Linked DNA regions of Homo sapiens: regions 1 and 3 are each linked to region 2. A link is a contact called in ENCODE Hi-C data. All regions are on one chromosome and are shown on one strand. The core of a region is the stretch at or near the end of the contact, and the rest is flanking DNA. Distances in the headings are between cores, read along the strand shown. Region 1 has its middle 43 kb from the start of OTOGL. Region 2 has its middle 130 kb from the start of MIR1252. Region 3 has its middle 66 kb from the start of OTOGL.

What was found. A loop is a pair of places that touch in the nucleus more often than their neighbours do. Pooled maps may share reads with other maps.
Region 1: a loop to region 2 is called in a map of endothelial cell of umbilical vein, with 3 times the contacts of the local background. The contact joins two enhancer-like sites. A Hi-C loop is called at or near these places in 5 of 168 maps with a recorded cell type or tissue (IMR-90, aorta, ascending aorta and 1 more) and 6 of 50 pooled maps.
Region 3: a map of ascending aorta shows a loop between it and region 2 (5-fold over the local background). The contact joins two enhancer-like sites. A Hi-C loop is called at or near these places in 3 of 168 maps with a recorded cell type or tissue (IMR-90, aorta and ascending aorta) and 5 of 50 pooled maps.

What each region holds. Positions count from the first base shown.
Region 1 is chr12:80,054,880-80,057,579 of GRCh38, forward strand. No RefSeq gene overlaps it. Among named protein-coding and RNA genes, the nearest start is that of OTOGL, 43 kb to the right of the region's middle. Within about 2 kb of position 1,437, at least 2 of the 41 ENCODE cell types and tissues checked have a DNase peak (open chromatin) inside an H3K27ac peak, as active enhancers do; they include ascending aorta, where a contact is called at or near this core.
Region 2 is chr12:79,546,704-79,549,403 of GRCh38, forward strand. No RefSeq gene overlaps it. Among named protein-coding and RNA genes, the nearest start is that of MIR1252, 130 kb to the left of the region's middle. RefSeq lists enhancers at 575-1,303, 746-1,040 and a silencer at 746-1,040. Within about 2 kb of position 1,333, at least 20 of the 41 ENCODE cell types and tissues checked have a DNase peak (open chromatin) inside an H3K27ac peak, as active enhancers do; they include ascending aorta, where a contact is called at or near this core.
Region 3 is chr12:80,032,268-80,034,967 of GRCh38, forward strand. No RefSeq gene overlaps it. Among named protein-coding and RNA genes, the nearest start is that of OTOGL, 66 kb to the right of the region's middle. Within about 2 kb of position 1,329, at least 2 of the 41 ENCODE cell types and tissues checked have a DNase peak (open chromatin) inside an H3K27ac peak, as active enhancers do; they include ascending aorta, where a contact is called at or near this core.

The DNA of each region.
Region 1 (2,700 bases), core at 187-2,686, 510 kb after region 2:
TTCTATTCAATTGTTATTTCTCTCCCATAAAAAGTTAGGACTTTTTCTTCAAAACAAACATTTACTATTATTTAGTTACTACATTTCCAAGAAAAATTCATTATATGGGCCGAGATTGAAAGAATATCAAACATCAGGCATGATTAACGTTTAACAGTAAAATTAGATATTATTATCTTGGTTTAATATAACCTTACTTTTTCTCCTAAATTTGAGTTGGATCAATTCACCTTGAGTTACAAATATTGTTTTCATTTATTGTTTTGTTGTTGCTTGAATATTAACACCAATGATTTGTTTCACTCAGAATTTCGTCTCTTTTCAAAAGAGAAAATCTTTGGCTGCTTACTTGGGAAATGGAAGTCAAGTTACAATTTCTTGAGAAGGTTTGGTTCATAGTAAGTGACAGAAAAATGGATTTTTTGTGGGCCCATGTATATCACCTTACCCAGAGGTGAGATAATTCCTTCTGAGCCATCTAGATTTGAGTTTTTCTTAAGTCAGAGCAGGGTCTTTCTTTCTAGAAGTTCCAACAGTTTTCACTGCTCCTCCTTACTGTTCACATATGCCTAAAACTCAAAATGCTCATTTTGTTTTAATCACCTTACGGATTGGCCTACCCTCCCTGTTGGGCTCCTGAGATGTGTTGGAAGTTCATCTTAAAATCCTAATTTCAGTTGAATTATTCTTAAAAATGAGTCTACCCTTTTTTGAGTCCGTAGTAACAGGGTAAATTATTGCTATCACTATTACTGAACTACAATCTAGCTGACGAGGACCAGCAAGGCCTTACCTTTAGTTAGATTTGTTTAGGGAAGCAAGACAGAGGGTCACTCAGGTAACTTTGTTTGTGGATACAGTTCGTAAAGAAGTGACTGGAGGAGCAGCATCAGAGGGAGGCTTCCTCGTAGCTGTGGAAAGTGTCCTTCATGGAACCCCATTCATCGTTTGTTCTGAGTTCAGTTGCTACCACTCTAGTAATGTAATAGCAGTTTTGATTCTCTCTCTCTCAAATTAAAAACTACTTTTGATCATATTGAAGTTCTAATGCCTATCAGCATTACCTTGGAAACTGTTAAAAATGCAGAATCTCAGGCTCACCTGCAGACCTGAATCATATTCTGCATATTGACATGATCCCCAAATCTTGAAAAGTATTGCTTTCATATGCTGGCCTCTTTATTTTCCCCAAGTCCATCAGCTCTCATCTTTTTATCTCTGTTGATCTTTTCGTTATTATTATTTAGTTTAGATTCCACAGTCCATTATTTGCATAACACTCTCACCAATATTCTCAACTCCCTAGTCCTGTTGTCTTAAATTTTTTTTTATCTTTGTCTGACAAATGTCCAAACCTGGATGAATGCATCTGTATTCCTTCTCTATGCCTACACTCGAACAGCCTGGCACTGCCACAGATAGTCTCCCAACAGTGGAGCAGATACAGGCAGATTGGTGCCGACACATGGGGCCTGTTCAGCCTGCCAGTTCTTCCATGTGTCTCTGGTAAATTCTCTTCCTCTGTCTACAACAATTGTTTTAAACATTCTACATTCTATTCAAACCTCGAATATTCTTAACTCCTCCTCATTTGCAGCAGATGACTTCACCTCCTACTTCCCGAAGAAAATAGAAGGCATCAGATGGGAACTCCCTCAGCTTCCTGCTAGCAAATCCATACAGTTCCATCTGGACTCATGTTCTTCTCTTTTCCTCCTATTTTAGTCTAGGGAGTATCCTTCTCATTTAAGCCCAATCCCTCCACCTGTGCTTTGGAAACTGTCTGCTCATGCCTTCTCACTTCATTATCAACCTTACACTATCAGTTTCTTCTCCCTCCCTGCCCCCATTTCTATTTATTCGACATACCCTTCTCAACTGGATTATTTCCAATTACATTTAAATCTTCTCATGCCTCTTCCATCTTAAAAAACAACCTTCCTTGTCTCCCAATTTCTATGTTTCTATCTTTCAACTCCTTTCTATCTTTCCCATTTCTTTCAATCTAAATTTTCTAAAGATGTCTCATTGTTTGGTGAGTCCATTTTCTCACTTCAAACTCCCTCCTCAATCCTCTTTAATTTGGCAGTTGTTCCTGGCACTGCACCAAAACAACTTTGGCTAAGGTCACCAATGACCTCCATGATTTAAGTCCAATGGACATTTTCCAGTATTTTTTTTTCTAATCTCCCAGCACTCTTTGTTTTGTTGAGATGTGTTTATTTTGGCTCCAAAACACCATGCTATCCAGGTTTTCCTTCTTACTTTCTAGCATTTCCTTCTCTTTTACTTTGCAGATGGCTGGTCTGTAAGCTTCTTCCTCTTTCCATTTTATGCTCTGTTATAGGTTAGCTTCTCTAGGTAAAATATTGTTGACATAGAGTTTAGGGTGCAAGATGGTTGTTATGAATCAATACCTGCCAAAGGAAAGCATAGAGATGAGAAAGGAGTTGAAATTTGATGCAAGTCTAGCAAAACTTTGGCCATTGGGGGACATTCTGGATCATAGGTTCATCCCACATTTGACTGAAGTGGCCAGGCCTTCATATTCCTGCCATGTTCATTCATTAGATGTGGTGTCCCCGGAAAAGAAATGAGGTCCTGTGTGGAGTTTTCCCAGCTAAGGTATATCCTGAAAGAGCTAAGAGCTGGAAGCTGGAGGCTGTCTGCTGATTTCATTCTCCATCAATCTGGGCATCA
Region 2 (2,700 bases), core at 83-2,582:
GGCCTTTATGACCTGTATCTTGTGCCCACCTCTTATCTGATCCTGTGACTTAGAATTCCTAACTGTCTGGGAATGCAGCCCAGTAGGCCTCAGCCTTATTTTACCTAGCCCCCCCATTTAAGACGAAGTTGCTCTGAGTTGAATAAAAAGCATTCAAAAATAACCAAATAAAAAACTTTATGTGGATAGAGAATCAGAAAGACTGTGGTGACAGTTCTGAGTCAAACCTTCACGATTTCCCCTCCTTCCTGTAATGAAATTAGACTCAGGAGAAGTTCCAGGATTTAACAAACCCAGGAATAATAGTCTACATTTCAACACTGAAAAGTTTTCTTACTCTGTTTACCAACTATGGGGACTATGACTAAAATATTATGAGAAATAACTCATGTCTCAAGACTCAGAGCCAAATTAATTTCACATATCTATAATTTGCTACACAAACAACCACTTTCCCAGAGGCCTCTGTTCCTATAGGTCAACAAACACGAGATGACTCCACGATGAGACTCCCAGGCTTCAGACAAGTCCATAGCCTTAGGTAATTATGATCTGAGGTGGTTTTGAAGCTCCTCTTACACACACAGACCCCCCAAACCCATCCCTCCCACCCCCTGCACCCCGCCCCATCTCTGGGCCAAAACTTTCTTTCCAGTGGGTCTGAAAAGTACTGCCTGAAATTCTCAGCATTCCTGTCATTCCCTAAAGGCTGAGGCAGCTCTCTAAACATTCTTTCAGGCACCTGAGGAATTGGGCCACCAGCTCTTCTGTGGGGAGCCAACAGGAAATTAAGTATAAAGGGCAGCAAAAGTATTTGGGGAGATGACAATGAGGCATAAAGGAAACAAAGAAGGGTGGGGGTGCAAGAAAAGAAGCCTGGTCTACCTACACACTTTGCCCTGCAGACAGTTCTACCTCTCAGCACGTGTGATGACTTACCTAGGAATGGAATGTGGACCTGGGAGGGGAAGCTGGTACAAAGCTGTGGAGGCTGGAAAGGAACCCAGGGCCCTATTACAAATCGTGAATAGTGACTTTTAGCTAGAATCACTTGCCAGAAGCTTGGGAAAAAAATGTTTTCACTGAGGGCCTAATTGGATGTCAGAAGGCTTCTACAGAAAGCCTGGCTCCTAGAGCTTCCTAGCTGCTGAGATGGGCTATCCTGGCAAGAATCCTCTCCCTCCTCCTTTCTTTCCCTCTTGCTCCCTTCCTCTTTCCCCTCCTTTTCTCTTTTCCGTACACAATCTGACAGTTTATTTGGGACAATTCTTTGGAGAACTGGGATACACCTGCAGTATATTCATTTTTAAGCCACGGACAAACCACTAGAGGGCGATGCCATCACTAATTGCTGAAACTTTCCTGCTTTCCTCTGGCTTCAGCATTCAGCAGGCCTATCCACACATCCTGTGACAGGATGTTTCTGAACTTTTCCTTCAATTCTCATTGTAAATAAACAACCTCAGGGTGAATACATCCAGATGCACATCATAGCGACATGCAGCATGAATTGCACAGGCCAAAGTTTCTGGTCTATCCGGAACAGTCTTGCCTAATATGCACCACAGTTCAGAAACCAGAGGTTAAACTTGCTTTTTTGTCCTGAATTTCTGCCTGAATTTTGGAGTTTCTCTCAAATGCTATCTCTAAGGGCAAAAGGAGCCCTTCAAAGAAATGAAAAGTTAAATAATCCAGCACAGCCCATTTGTACAGGATTTCTGTTTTGTTTCCATATTCAAGTTACAAATATTTGGTTTGCTTAAATGCAGGGTTTGCCCAAATGGTCAAAAGCTATTAGTAGATTAGTCATGTATGCAAATATGGGGAGCAGGGGCACATGTTTCTCACTGCTTGAGAAACTATGTGTATAAACGGGGTCCCAGTAAATTTGGTCCTAGCCGGGGCGTACCAAAGAAAGCAAAGCTAGCAGGGGTAGTGGCTAATGTCTGTAATCCCAACACTTTGGGAAGTTAAGGCAGGAGGATCACTTGAGGCTGGGAGTTCAAGGTTTGCCTGGGCAACATAGCAAGACCCCATCTCTAAAAAAATAAAAATAGTCAGGTATGTACTATTATACAGGTGTGCACCTGTAGTCCCAGCTCCTCAGGAGGCTGGGGTGGGAGGATCCTTTGAGCCCAGGAGTTTGAGGCTGCAGTAGCTGTGATCACACCACTGCACTCTAGCCTGGGTGACAAAGCAAGACTCTGTCTGAAAAAAAAAGGGAAGAGAAAGAAAGAGAAAGAAAGAAGGAAAGAAAGAAAGAAAAAGAAAGAGAGATAGAGAAAAGAAAAGAAAAAAGAAAAGAAGGCTGCTAGAAATCTTAAACTCGGCTGGGTGCAGTGGCTCATGCCTGTAATCCCAGCGCTTTGGGAGGCCGAGACGGGTGGATCACCTGAGGTCAGGGGTTGGAGAGCAGCCTGGCCAACATGGTGAAACTAGTCTCTACTAAAAATACAAAAATTAGCCAGGCATGGTGGCGGGAGCCTGTAATCCCAGCTGAGGCAGGAGAGGAGGCTGAGTCAGGAGAATCGCTTGAACCCGGGAGGTGGAGGTTGCAGTGAGCTGAGATCGTGCCACTGCACTCCAGCCTGGGAGACAGAGTGAGACTCCTTCTCAAAAAAAAGAAAAAAAAAAAAAAAGAAATCTTAGAACTCCTTGAACTTTTTGGGCAGAATCTCCCTTCCTATGAGTTCAACTAGT
Region 3 (2,700 bases), core at 79-2,578, 490 kb after region 2:
GGAGAGAAAGAGTTACTACCTGAAAAGAATTGGAAGAGAAATGTTTGGGTCCAGGGATTCCTTTTTTTTTCCTGAAAAAAATTGTTTTTTCTTTTTTACTCTTGGTTGGGTGGTAACAAAGAATGCACTCAAGCTCTAACAATAAATGAGTTGTGTCAAATCCAGCACATGTTTCCAAGCAGAATTTAAAAATATGTAGAGTTGTAAGAAAGTGTTAGCGATTATTTTTGGGGAATACGATTGAAGTAACTTGAGGAAGGAGTAGGAAGAGGGATGCTACTTTTTATTTTATACTGCTTTGTAGTACCTGACTAAAAAAAAAATTAAAAAGTATATGTTAACTTTATAAGAAAACACAAATATTGTCTAAGTTAAAAATTCACAAAAATACGTAAATACTAATAATACCTAATCTTTCTGGCTTGGTTGGGGAGTTAGGTTTTTGTGTAAATGTTTAAAAAAAAAACTGAAGCTATTGTAACTATTTTAAGTGAAAATCTCTCTAAGGTACATACTACTCCCTTGCTTTCTTAAAAAGAAAATGTATTGATGATTCAGGAATATGATGATCAAAGTGTGGAGAAACTCAAAAAAGGCTACAAACTTCAGTATCTTGAATTTTATGTAAATATCTAATCTAAAATAGTAAAACAGCATGATGCACAATTATGACATAAGTTATTCTTTTAAGAGTACAGTGTGCATGGTTCCAGGATTCTGGAATAAGGATATGGAAACAATGAAAAAATAAAAGTTAAGTAATAATGACCCCATCAAAGCCAACTGTTCTTAAGTATTTTAATATTGAATTGAGAAAAGGATAATACTGTTTCATTGCTGTTATAATCATGGCACTATTTTTTAAAATGACTGGAAACCAAATCAAATCCAATATGTTGCCTAGCAACTATGAGACACAAATACTTTACTTTGTTTCTTAAGCTGACATTAAAACACTACCAAAGATTCCTAAAAATACCTGCCTTAGAGTTCAGTTCTCAGCTAATCTCTTTAGTTCTCAAACATCGTTTTTTCCCCATTAGAACATCTGACATTAAAATTCCTAATATTCACTTTAGCAAGTACATCAGTAATTCATCAACTTTTTCTTCTTTTTAAATCTTTAGACTGTGCCTGCTATTTAAGTTACTTGTAATATTAGCACTTTAAAATGAAAAATCAAATGCCTAAAACATAAATAACTTAGCAAGATTTTTCTCTTGGCTTAGAGCATAATTGTAAGACGGCATATAGCTCAAAAGTTTTGGTGCTCAGCTGTGTGCTGAAGAAAGTATTTCCAAGTCTTTTACAAGTGAATTCCCACTAACTGGGCCCTCATCCTACAGAAACATGGTTTGTGGGGGAGGAGGAGGGAGTCTGTTTATAGCTCCATCACTCATGCTGTGTCATCAGAGCTGGATTATAAAAAGTTATGTCTTCTAGATCAGAGCCTTGCCTAAATAGGAAGTCTAGAAATCACCTAAACAAAGAGATGGCTATGCAACTCCCTGAAGGGGAGTTAGTTTATACTCCTGCTATGAGAACTATCAGCAAGTCACCGTTTTTTTGGAAATGGATTTTAAAAAACATTCAATATTTTAACAATAATGAATTATGTTTAGTTTCATTTACGTGGAGAAAAATGAAGGCAAATCACGTGGAGAAGATGTAATGTGAATAGAGATATAAGTACTACTTGTTTAAATTCAGAGAAATAATAATTATGATGCTCGCAAGTATTTACTGAGCATTTATTATGGGCTAAACACTAGGTAACTGCCTTACATTTAATCCTTATAACACCATGTAAACTGGTAGCTAGTGCTGCTCAGCTTAAATATGAAGAATTAATGGAGAGAAAGTTTAGGTATCTTGCTCAAGGTACACAAGGAAAGTGGCAGAGCTAGTTTCAAACCTGAGCCTATCCTGGTTCCAAAGTTCTTGTTCTTGACCAGGAAAGTGCAGTTAAGTACGGCTTTATTGTTCAGTATCAGCTAAAACCGGCCTATATTAAAAATTTTTATTCTGTTTTGAAGTTTTGTTAAGATGATCAGATAATCAAAAGATTAACAAACTTACTGGCAACTAGACCATTTGTTTTTGCTTAATTTAATCAAGTTTTAAAAATTCATAATCAACCTATCTTATAATAGTTTCATCTTATGCATGTGGGCTTTATACCAATTCATCTTATTTTCCTCCTGTGCTTTATATAATTTTATTCTCCTAGAGCTTAGTTCAGAGCATAAATATAAATGCTCAACAAAAATGTGTTGGATGAGTGAATGCAGTTTACATGTAGATCTTAGTGTGATTAATTTCAGTAGTTGAGCCTTTCAGTATATATTGACTTTGTCAAGGTCTGGATGAGGTATCCAAACTAAGAGCACCATGAATTACAGTAATAGTTAATGCATCTATAGTGCTTCATAGGCGTCAGACTCTGTTTTAAGTGCTTCACATACATTAGTTCATCTAATCCTGTCAATAACCTTAATGAGATAGGCGCTAGTATCTCAATTTTATAGATGAGAAATTTGAGGCAGAGAGAGGTTAAGGAATTGTCCAAGTTCATATAGATTGTAAATTGTACAGCCAGGATTTGAACCTAGGTTCTTGTGGCTCCAGAGACTTAACATCTATAGCTTACAGCTTTGATAGGATCAAAAAGAGAAGAATTGAATTGTACCAAGTTGGCTG